Linked DNA regions of Homo sapiens: region 2 is linked to region 1. A link is a contact called in ENCODE Hi-C or POLR2A ChIA-PET data. All regions are on one chromosome and are shown on one strand. The core of a region is the stretch at or near the end of the contact, and the rest is flanking DNA. Distances in the headings are between cores, read along the strand shown. Region 1 has its middle 22 kb from the start of RASGEF1B. Region 2 has its middle 180 kb from the start of RASGEF1B.

Region 1 (5,929 bases), core at 1,413-3,912:
GTCATTTCCTCAGAACCACCACCCTCAACTAGGACATATACCTCTTACATGCTTTTTTAAAAAAAATCTTATCATAACATTTTGAATCTTTCCTTCATAGTTCTTACAAGAGTTTGTAATTTTATATTTATTTGCAATTATTTGATTTAAGTGTATTTCCTTGTTAGACTTTAAATTTTAAGATAGCAGAAGCTATGTCTACTTTTGCTATTACTTAGCCTGTTACATAGTAGGATTATAATATATACTGAATGAATCAATATTAGAATGACTTAATTAATAAGTGAACCCTTATCTATCTAACTTCAGAATTTGAAAGCTTCACTTTAGACAGAAAAATTGCTTTTTAAATTAAATCCTAGGTGAGGGAATATACAAAGTGATACACAGTCTGCAACACTGAGTAGTGCTAAACAAGCTACCTGGGTTTGAATCCCAGCTCCACTACTTTTTAGCCATTTGATCTTGGACATGTTCCTTAACCTCTCTGTGTCTCAGTTTCTTCATTTGCAGAATAAAGATAATAAGAGAACTCACCTCATACAGTTACGAGGATTAAATGAATGTGCAACTTCTCAGAATAGCACGTGGTACTTAGAATGTTCTGTGTATGTGTTGGATATTATTATTACTCAGTAACTTACTTGGTATACAGAAATATCCCAGGCTAATTTCATTTGAAGACCCCTATGGGATAGCATTTATTCATTGACTCAAACCACCTGTTCTGGTCCTTCTGGTTGGAGGATCCTAAAGGTGTTCATCTTAAAGAAGGTCTTTTCTCTTTCAAGAAGAAAATACCCAACATGAATCCATCTTGAGATTTTTACTAATATTTTACTCTACAAATTTAGAAAGGAAATATTTAGTGAAGATAAATAATGTGTAAATTTTGAGCATATATTCCCTTAAAAAAGTCTCTAATACTCTCCCATTGGGCCGACATCCTCTATGATCTTTATTGGTAATTGTGGAATGAGGCATAGCAATCGGAGGGCCTGAACAGAGTTACGCAGTTCCAGATCCATCACAGCTCAGCCACCTAGTAGCTGCTTCTTGTTCACTTCCTCAATTAGAAAATGGAGATTACATTGACTAGATTGTTGTGATGATTACATGAGATAAAGCCATAAAGACCTTGGTAGGTCAAAAATGCTTAGTAAAACTTTTCCGTAACATCCCTCCACTCTTATACTTCTACTTATAACCATCCCAACTAAGACTTGATCACCACTCTCCTATGCTTTTGTGCTTTCTCTGATCACTTCTTTAATGTTTCTCCAGCCTTCCTATGACTGGAGTAACCAGGTGATCCCTCTCCTTCACATTTTCCATAGGCTCTCAAGGCCAAGTAATAGAAGTAAAGTAGTAGAAAAATGAGTCATTCAGTCAAAACATGTGAATGAGAATTTGTCTTCACTTCTACTTCTGACTGGCTACTTGATTTTGAGCAAGTTACTTAACCTACCTAGGTTTCCTTTTGCTCTTCTGTAGGAGTGAGACTCCATGAAGCATGTTCTGGAATCAGCTTTTTCCCCCCTCTGCCCTATCTGTTTATATCTGTGTCATAATTGCAGTAACAGTAGTACAACTTTCATTTATACTTTCCAAAGTCTTTTACATTTATTGTGTTATTTGGCCACTATATCAACATTGTGAGGTATCCCAAGTTAGGCACTCCACCTCCAGATAAAGAAATTGAGAGCTAAGCCAGAGAAAGAATGTTTGACTTGTCAAGGTCACAGAGACCCTAGAACCCATATATTTCACTGTGGTAGGTCAGGCTTTTATGGTGCATCTATCGTATGCATTGCACTGGACAAAGTGCTAATGATAACAGTCCCATACTTTTTTGTAATAGAATCCATGCACAAAGATAAGTGATAACCCAAAGTAGTAGATGCTAAGAGGCAAATGAGCAAACCACAGTTACTTTTTATCTTATTGATTTGCCTGTGAAAAAATAATTCCGCCGGGCGCGGTGGCTCGCGCCTGTAATCCCAGCACTTTGGGAGGCCGAGGTGGGCGGATCACAAGGTCAGGAGACTGAGACCATCCTGGCTAACACGGTGAAACCCTGTCTCTACTAAAAATACAAAAAATTAGCCGGGTGTAGCCGGGTGTGGTGGCGGACGCCTGTAGTCCCAGCTACTCGGGAGGCTGAGGCAGGAGAATGGCATGAACCTGGGAGGCGGAGCTTGCAGTGAGCTGAGATCGGGCCACTGCACTCCAGCCTGGGCGACAGAGCGAGACTCCGTCTCAAATAATAATAATAATAATAATAATAATAATAATAATAATAATAATTCCTTATTTTCTTAGATGAAATTTTCTCCATCATTGTGTGAGATAGCGTTTCCCTCTCTTGGATTCCATGGAGAGCTTGATGGGAGAAAAAGATTAATTTTACTTTGACACCATTACTTCAGTATCATGTAAGCACATGCCTTGGTTTGGATATCTTTCAACAGTGGTCTGTTTGGCTTTAAATAGTGCATGTTTAAGTGTAATCTAAAACTTTGTAATTCTGTAAAGCAACAAAAATCAATATTGAAAATTATCATGAGAAGGTTTTTTTTCTGAGTTTTTTCCCTGAGTCTATTTTTAGGACTAAGTATATGAGAAGTATGCAGAGTTTCAGTTTCATTTTTAGCGAAACTGGTAAGTAATAGAATTGATTCTGAAACTCCACAGCAAGAATAAGGGATATAAGACTGTCTGGGATACTTTCTACTTAAAAACATGCATTTCCCATGGCTTTTGATAGGGATTTTCCAAAATTTTTAGATTTTTGAATATGTGCTATATTTATGCTGTTCAAACACAATAAAATATGACAAACTGTCTTGTGAAAAGTTTCCTTCCTGTTTCTCCCACCCACTGTCTTACACCCACCAAGTTCCCATCCCCTCCCCTAAATAGCTAACTACTTACCAGTTCCTTATTTATCTGACCCCAATTTTTCATGTATAAAATATTACAGTACAAATATATATTCCTTCTTGTTTCCTTTTATAAACAAAGAAACAAACAAACAAACGAACAAAAACAGGGTCTTGTTCTGCCTCCCAGAGTAAGACCTGTGCTCAAGTGATTCTCCTACCTTAGCCTCCTGAGTAGCTGGGACTACAGGCATGCACCACCACATCCAGTTAATTTTTTAAAACATTTTTTTCTTACTATGTTGCCCAGGCTGCTCTCTAACTCCTGGTCTCAAGTGATCCTCCTGCTTCAGCCTCCCACAATGTTGGGATTACAGATGTGAGTCATCATACCTGGTCTCCCTCTTTTATATATATTGTAGGATACTCTACATAATGATTCTATATATTTTTTCACTAAACAATATATTAGCATTCCATATCAATACGTAGTGTCCCTGTGGTTTCCTATTATACTGCAAAGTGTTTGATTCTGTTATTACATTTTATTTATTAAATAAATACAATTTATTCATCGAATTCACTAATGATGGATAGTTGCTTCTAATCTTTTCTCATAATGGAATGAGTAATGTTCTTTATGTGATATTTCACATAATGAGTGGAAGGTATCTATACAATAATTTTCCTTAGTTGGTATTATTTGATCAAAACATATATGCATTCGTATTCCTCCACTATGGTAGATTTTCTTATGAGTTAAAGGAAATCTTATGAGTTAAAGGAAAAGATCTCAGAATTAGTTTTAATTTACAATTTTGCTATTGTGAGTGAGAGTGACCCTTTTTTATCAGTATAAAAGCCTTTTCAGGTACAAACTGTATGTTTATGTCTTTTTCTGATTTTCTATTGGATTATTAGTGATTTTCACTTAGTAACAGTACAGTAAATAAGTGTATATTCATCATTTCCTAAATTTGCTCTGGTTATCTTTTTTTTTTTCAAGAAGATACTCATTCTTGACTCCTTTTTATTTGAAGCTACAGGTGTAGAATTGTGGCAATCACGTATGAGTCATACACCTTTTTTCATTCTGTTCTTAGGATTTGGCCAAAGTCAAATTCAAACAAATAGAAGTATAACTATACCCTAAATCCTTCTCTTTCTATAGCATTCCTCCACATGGTTAAAATTTGCTCAGTATCTTTAAAACAACAACAGTTACAACCAAGACAAACTCCTGATCTTTCTTTCACCTTAAGTAATTTTGGAATCTTTCTACCAGTCATTAAAATAAGAACTGGAAGAACTGGTAATGTGAAAAGAAAAACAGAGAGTGAATTGTCTGCAGCATAACTAATGTAACACTATAGCTGAATGATTGTTTGCTCATTTTTCCTTTCTCAGAAGTTTGAAAATGATTCTTTTCCCATTGATATGTAGTTTTCAGAAATTTGCAAAGCAGTGGCCTATTGTGATTTCTCTAAAGATGCTATAAAATTAACCTGTTGGCTTCATAGTACGCCATGTAGTATGAAAGGAAGAAGTATGAAAGGAAGAAGATGAGGTTGACTGTAAGCTGAATGTTAATTAACTAATAATTAATTAATTCAGCATGTAATATTGAGTAGTAATTATGAGCCAAGCCATCTGCTCAACTCTGAGAATATGTAGTAGTAAATAAGGAAGGTGTACCCCTTGCTTTTCAGAGCTTATATTCTAAACCAGTTCCTTTTTACCCCAGTTAACACATGAAAATCACCTGGGGAGCTTTACAAAAATACCAATCCCTTTGTCCAAGTCAAGAATTTCTAGGGGTATAACTCAGGAACAAATATTTTTTTAAAACTCCCCAGTGATTTCTAAGTGAAGACAGAGTTGAAACCACTAGTCTAGCCAGACCTCAGAGATAGCTAGGAAACCACACAATATTTTGAAGAGGAAGTGGTCATGGAAATTTTGATGTGAAGTAATATGAACTACGTAGCATTGACTTGGAAACATTCTTGCCACAATGTTTCACTTAAAAGCAATAGGGGCATAAGACCTGCATTCCAAGGTATAGATAACAGAGAGGATAGAAGAACAAGTTAAATGACACTTTGAGGAAAAATATCAAACAAGTTCAGAAATTGGTACTAAGCCAAATGTCCTGGCTTCTTCAAAAAAGACAATGTCAAGAAAAGCAAGAAAAGGTTGGAAATGAGGTAAGAACTGATAAAAATTAAAAGAGAATAAAGAAACACCAACCAAATATAACACATGAACCTTGAGTATATCCTGGTTCAAAATGTCCTTGGGAACAATTTAGGAAATTTAAATATGTACTAGAAATTAGATCATATTAGGGATATTAGGGGATATTGTTGCTTTTTTTTAGGTGACAATTATATCATTATCTATGCACAAGAATGTCCTTATTTATATATATTTTCTCGAGATGGAGTCTTGCTCTGTCAACCAGGCTGGAGTGCAGTGGTGTGATCTCGGCTCACTGCAACCTCCACCTCCTGGGTTCAAGCGATTCTCCTGCCTCAGCCTTCTGAGTAGCTGGGATTGCAGGTGCCCGCCACCACGCCCAGCTAACTTTTGTATTTTTAGTAGAGACGGGGTTTCACCATGTTGACCAGGCTGGTCTCAAACTCCTGACCTCTTGATCCACCCGCCTCAGCCTCCGAAAGTGCTGGGATTACAGGCGTGAGCCACCGTGCCCAGCCAAGAATGTCCTTATTTTTAAAAGATTCACATTAAAGTATTTTTATGGGTGTCTGCAACTTTCAAATGGTCCTTCAACAACACAAAATGAAATCACACATATAGATAAGCAAATATAGTCACACTTTTTAAAGGTGTTTGGAAGAGGCCGAGGTATTAAAGATGAAAGAGGCTACTGAATAGTGATGATAATTATATTTAATTAGCTACAATTTCTTGAGTAAGTTCTATGTTCCAGATAAGGTGCTAATGACATTATATGCATGATTTAATTTTATTTTTAAAATAAGCTTGATTATTTTAATCTTATGAATAAGAAAACTGAAGCTTGG
Region 2 (5,929 bases), core at 877-3,376, 160 kb before region 1:
TTCCTAGAGCATTAATTTAGTCAATGGCAAGTATTTTTAACCTTTTTCTTTAACATTATAGCACACATCAATATTTATAGAGTACAATGCAAAATTAGAATAAAATTGTTAAGATAAATAGAAGTCTTCAAAGAAATCACCTGCTTGTAACTGAGTGCTTCAGACTAACATCCTCAAAAGCATACTACGTCTTTTTCAGTTCCAACATGCTGATTCACCTGCCTTCCCACATACGTTCACTCTTCTTTGCCTTTAAAGATAACTTGATGAAAACAATTAGATAAAACGTGCCTTAACCTTTATTACACTCTCTGGCCTTTTCTCTTCCTAAAGGTGTCATGTAGAGGAAACATCTTGGGGTTTGGAATCACTGAGACATGAGTTCGAAACTTAAAACCAAAACTTTCTAGATGTGGGACTTCCATACTGTGATCCTCAGGTTTTTTAGCTGTATAATGGAGATGTTATTGGGTATGCCATAGGCTATGTTAATGATTAAATGGGAGACATGTGAAGTACCAAATGCGGTATGGGGGGCATAGGCAGCACTAGAGACATGAGAGTTGATTGTGATCACATAAATCACAATTACTTATTTGTCAGACGGCAGGCAGAGGTCAGGGGCATGGGGTATGGCCAGGGAAAAGAGAAAGTTATTGGTCCAAGAAGGGTTGCCTCATGTCTTGGCTTCTGGAACATTGAAATAAGATGTAAGAGTGAAGGACACATATGCACACACACACAAACACACATACATGCACACACATGCATGTATACACCCATATACACACACTCACATACCTGCACTTGTGGGGAGAGGGGAGAAGCAAATAATAGGTGAGAAAGATTGGATCATGGGAGAGAGGCTTGAGAAGCTTGAAGCTTTTGAGACATGAGGAGTATGAATCAACCTGTCATAAGAAGACCAAGAGTCATTTTTCCATCTTGTTTTTTCCCATCAAACACTAGTTTATGTGTAAAAAAGATAAGGAAACAATTGGGATATGATTTTTTTTTCTCCCACAGACACTTTGTTTTAACTCTAGTCTTTATTTCTTCTCAAAACAACTGTGGCAAAACTGGTTATTTGTGATGTCAAGATCAGAAAATACATAGTGCCAGAATTTTCGTGACTCTTGGATTTTGCCCTAAATTTGAACTTTTTTATTTTCCAGTTTGTTTTCCCACTTCCTGTTTCCATGGCCAAGAGCTTTAAAAAGATCAGAAAGTAATTATCATATAATACTAAGCTCATAGGAAAAATGGTTTTATGAGTCAGGTGCAAATTAATCAGAATTACATGTCTTAAAACATTTTCAGGAGGCTATATATAACTTTTCAGGCAAAAAAATGGGTTTGGTTCATCTGAGCTGTAGAAACTACAGTCAGTTGATGAAACCAGCCAATAAATTCCTATACTCTGTGTGCATTATGCTTGTAAGTGTCTCCCACACACACCCACAGTGCAGGAGGCCCAAACAACAGTTCTATGTGGATCCCCCTTCAGTCTGCCTCTTCCAGGGAAGAATTGAAGAGAAGCCAATTGTTCTGAAGATCAGAAGAGGGTTGTGCTTGGCTGCTGGCCTGTGGAAGAGAGAGAATGAATTCCATACCCTCCTCCAGAGAAGATATTCCGCCCACCTCTGTTCAGCTGCCACCTGCAGCTCATGCCACTGATCTCACCACACTTTAGGAATGAGAAAATAAGCGTCCCAGTATCACCTCCTCTAGCTATGGAGAAGATGACTTCATTCTATCTTTCAGTAACATTTCCGTGAGTTTCTTGATTAAGCCTATAAGGAGTTTTGACATCTTTATACTTAAAATAATTTTAATGTTATTTCTAAAAATAAAAATATCGAAGATAAGTGAGAACCTCCCTGAACTGCATCCCCTCATGACTGTATCCTACTTTTCACTCAGATATACTTCTCTGGGCCTCTCTTCATTACACCTTTTGAGAATATTCAGAGATATCTACTCCTTTAAGGAACTGGAACTGGTTGGAGGTGACAAAGCTCTCAGACATGCTGACTTTTTTTTTCTTCCCTGCTAAACATCTCTGAACATTGCATCACAGCCAGATCTGCCATGGTACGTTCTTATCTAGCTTAAAGGCATCATTGCTGGCCTGCCTTGGAGAGAAGACCCACTGATCTTCTCAACAGTGTATGACTAAAGCATAGAGGAAGGAAAATGCTGACAGTTGTGATTAAAGACAGGGGTGGTTTAAACTGGATGCAGGTAATTGTCAGGGCTAAAAGCTTAGGCTCAATGAATCATGCTTTCCTCAAAGAGAACTCATTAGTTATGGGGCCCTTAGGAACTTGTTCTACTTTATGGAACCAGGATAAGGTGAAAAGAGAGGTATGGAAAGGGGAACTAATAAGTACCTTTTGAGCATTAGCTTACAAAGAAACTGTGGGTATTTGCTTTCACATAGTAAAGAGTTAGATAAATTTGCTTCTCTACTGAATTGACTGTCATTTTATAGATACAACCATAATTAGGATCATTTGTTTTCATGATATGTACTTTTGGATGACAATTGTCAGTCCAGAGGGTCAATAACTGAGGCCAAGAGCACTTGGCATGTGGAATGAATCATTGGTGCCTATCTCCCTTTTAACAGGAGAGATAAGTTGAGAATTTGAGGCTAGGTGCGGGATTTCCTAAGACTCTTCCTAGCCAGGGGCAGTGGCTTACAGAATGTGTTAAGTAGAGCATTTCCTCATTCAACAAGTATTTACCGAGTTGGGCACTGTGCTAGATGCTGGGAGTAAACAGAAGAGGCATATCCCTAACCTCATGGAGTCTCTAGATCAGCAGGAGGGAGGCACATCAAATATTTGCCCTGGCAGCTGGAACACCCAGACTTTCTATGGGCCCCCACCAGCTTCAGTAAGAGCTCTGGTTTCTCAACTGTCTGTCAAGAGTGTCTTCAAAGTCTGGCTCACTGGCAGGCTGTATCATTATCACCTGGGAAGCTTGTTTACAATGCATATTTCTATGACTAATCCCAGTTTTAAAAAATAAAAATCTCTGGCTTTTTAGCAAGCTTTCCTAAATATTTCTGATGCCATAAATTCTATCTTTGCACATTTTAACAGTGAGTGATAAGGCTTTACAATGTTTCTGCAAGAGGGAACACATGAGAAAGTGTGTTGGTTTGTGGAGAACACTAGATTTGTGGTTTCCAGATGCAACTTTAAACGTTGGTTCCTCTAGTTACAACTTTGTTTTTGAGTCTTAATTTTTTCATCTTTTAGCTTATTGAAGGGTTCATGTAATAGTGCCAAGTCCAGAGTCTGTGCTTACTTCTTTTGGCTTCTGTATTTAATTAGTAACTAGTTACTCATAAACAATGTTAAAACAGAAGCCATTGACAGGGAGAAGAAATTTGTAATATTTGTAAATAATAGATAAAGTACTATTGTTCACAATATATTTTAAAAGAATTTCTACAAATCAGTAAGCAAAGACAAATAACCACCTAGAAGAATGTGCAAAGGATGTGAACAGGCAAGTCATAAAGAAGGCAATCTGAACCGGAACAAACTCAATAATTTACAAGAAGATGAAAATTAAAACAACACAGGACACCTTTTATTGTAATATGTCAGACTGGCAAAAATTAAGACATCTGACAATATTGAGAGTTGTCAGGATGCGGGTGCAATGGTACTCTCCTGCGTTACTCTTGGGAATGTAATTTGATAGACCCACTTTCAAGATATACTGACATCATCTAGTAAAATTCAAGATTTAATACTAAAGTCTCCATAATTCTACTTCTGTATATATACCCAACAGAAACTCTGGTGTAAGTGCACAGAGTCATATAATACAATCGGTATTGTAGCATTGTTTGTAAGAGTAAAGAATTGGAAACAATCTAAATGTCCATTTTTAGAGGAATATTTAAATAAAATGAACAGTTGAAAGTAATGACCTACATCAACTGGTTATATTTTAAGAACATTATGTTGAGTGAAAATAAGGAGAAAGAACACTCAGTATGAATCATTTATATAAACAAAAAAGAACAAAAATAATATATATTGTTTTCTGATGCATGTTATATATGTATAATTTTTAAAACTGAGAAAGAACCATACAAAATTTATATATGTTGTCAGAGAAGGATAATGGAAAAGGGATGGGCTGAAAAATATGTTTGACTATGTCTGTCATTTAATTCCATTAAAAAAAATACCAAAACCTGGAAGAAATACAGTCAAATGTTAAAAGTTGTTATATCTGGACCATAGAGCTACAACTGTTTGTTGTTATATTGTTCTTTGTAGTTTTCTGCAACATTCATGCTTTTGAAATTTTTAAAAGGAAATCAATGACCCTTCATTGTTGCATAGCTGAAGAAACTATTTGGGTAGATGAGATGGTGGTTGCTAACCTGGAGTGCAATGAGTGGTACTGGTATATCTACTGGCTAGGGGTTCTGGGGTCGGCTGGGGAGTATTGGAGGTCCCCAAAAGACTTTCAGGACCCACCCATGGAGAGGAGACCCCAAGAATATGAACCATGTTGGTAGTATAATTGTATTTGTTTTTAATGCTCTCAGCTACTGTTTATGTAGACAGTGAAATTACCAGTCAGAGACCCAGAGAATAAATAGCTCTTTTTCTTCTCTTCCACATCCCCCCTTCTCACCCTACGCCTGCCTGTGGTTTGGCAGCCACAGTTGACTGCTTTACAGTTGGCTGCTCCTCTTGGTTTCTATTTTATCTTCCTGTCTGGTAGGTGGTTGCTGTGGGAGTATGAAGGAGGCAAGCAAAGAAGAAAAGAAAGAGAGAGAGGATGCAATTGACTCTAGATAAAGAAGAGCCATTTCTTGGCTTTTCGTTCAAAAGATCAGGTTTTATGATCTGAAGAAAACATGACTTTAGAGATGAAGGTACTGGGAATTCTAACTTCTAGGTGCCTGAGCAGTTTTGTAGTGACCCTTAAGTTCTTTGCAGCCCGTCCTCCAGAAATGCTGTTCATGCACACACATACATACATACATACATACACACACACACACACACACACACACGCAAATTCCACTCCTGCCTCCTACACTTTAGTAAAACCCCCAGCTTGTTTGGACAGCATCCACATCTGTGAATGGAAACCAGTGTGTTCAAAAGAGTAAAGCAGAGGCACCACATTCATTTTAAAGTGCTTCCTCATATGTACATTTAACTTCCAACCTCCAAATGATACAACTCAAAGAAAAGAAAGGGTTTAGCTATTTGTCTTTACAATGAATATGTTGTCAAAAGACCTTTGGCATTGATATACCACATAGATTTTTTTCTTCTTCCAAAGAAGGTAGGTGTTTCTAGATTCCATCCTGCTAGAAAAGAGATGCCTTGGTATAGTATAAAGCAGTGGTTTCCAAAAAGTGTGGTTCCAACACTAGCAGCATCAGTATCGCCTGTGAACTTGTAAGAAAGGCATATTCTTGGGCCCTGTCTCACACTACTACTGGTTGAAGGTACAATAGTCTGTGTTTTTAACACGCCCTGTGGGTGATTCTGATGCATATTAAAGTTTAAGAACCTCTGCTATCAAGAACCAGCACTAAGCCAGAAACTAGAAGAGAAAAATTCAGGTCTCAACTCCTATACTTAGCATCTGTGCCACCTTGAGCAAATAACTTGTTAGGATTAAGTGTTTTTTATTTAGCATAAGCCCAGCAACTGTTTAGTGAATAAGTAATACCAATGAAAGTTCTCTGAAAACCATTAAGTCCTATACAATTTAAGTTCTTATTGTTGTTATCTCATCTGGGGAGCAGTTTTGTTTGCTAAAATCATATGCTCCAGTTGAAGCCTCTTTTCTGCTTCTCTTTGAAGGTGTCTTTTTACCATCCAGGAAGAGTTGCCAACTTTTGTAAATACAAATAAAGGATATACAATTAAAT

Evidence for each region. Hi-C counts contacts between places; a loop is a spot of excess contacts on that map. ChIA-PET counts read pairs that join two places held with the same protein, here RNA polymerase II (POLR2A). Pooled maps may share reads with other maps.
Region 2: a loop to region 1 is called in a map of naive thymus-derived CD4-positive, alpha-beta T cell, with 4 times the contacts of the local background. The contact joins two enhancer-like sites. A Hi-C loop is called at or near these places in 2 of 168 maps with a recorded cell type or tissue (CD4-positive, alpha-beta T cell and naive thymus-derived CD4-positive, alpha-beta T cell), 12 of 37 single-sample maps with no recorded cell type and 14 of 50 pooled maps. POLR2A ChIA-PET finds 5 or more read pairs at or near these places in 1 of 52 experiments (activated naive CD4-positive, alpha-beta T cell).

The regions. Positions count from the first base shown.
Region 1 is chr4:81,491,049-81,496,977 of GRCh38, reverse strand. No RefSeq gene overlaps it. Among named protein-coding and RNA genes, the nearest start is that of RASGEF1B, 22 kb to the right of the region's middle. RefSeq lists an enhancer at 2,155-3,354. Within about 2 kb of position 2,662, at least 6 of the 41 ENCODE cell types and tissues checked have a DNase peak (open chromatin) inside an H3K27ac peak, as active enhancers do.
Region 2 is chr4:81,647,893-81,653,821 of GRCh38, reverse strand. No RefSeq gene overlaps it. Among named protein-coding and RNA genes, the nearest start is that of RASGEF1B, 180 kb to the right of the region's middle. Within about 2 kb of position 2,126, at least 4 of the 41 ENCODE cell types and tissues checked have a DNase peak (open chromatin) inside an H3K27ac peak, as active enhancers do.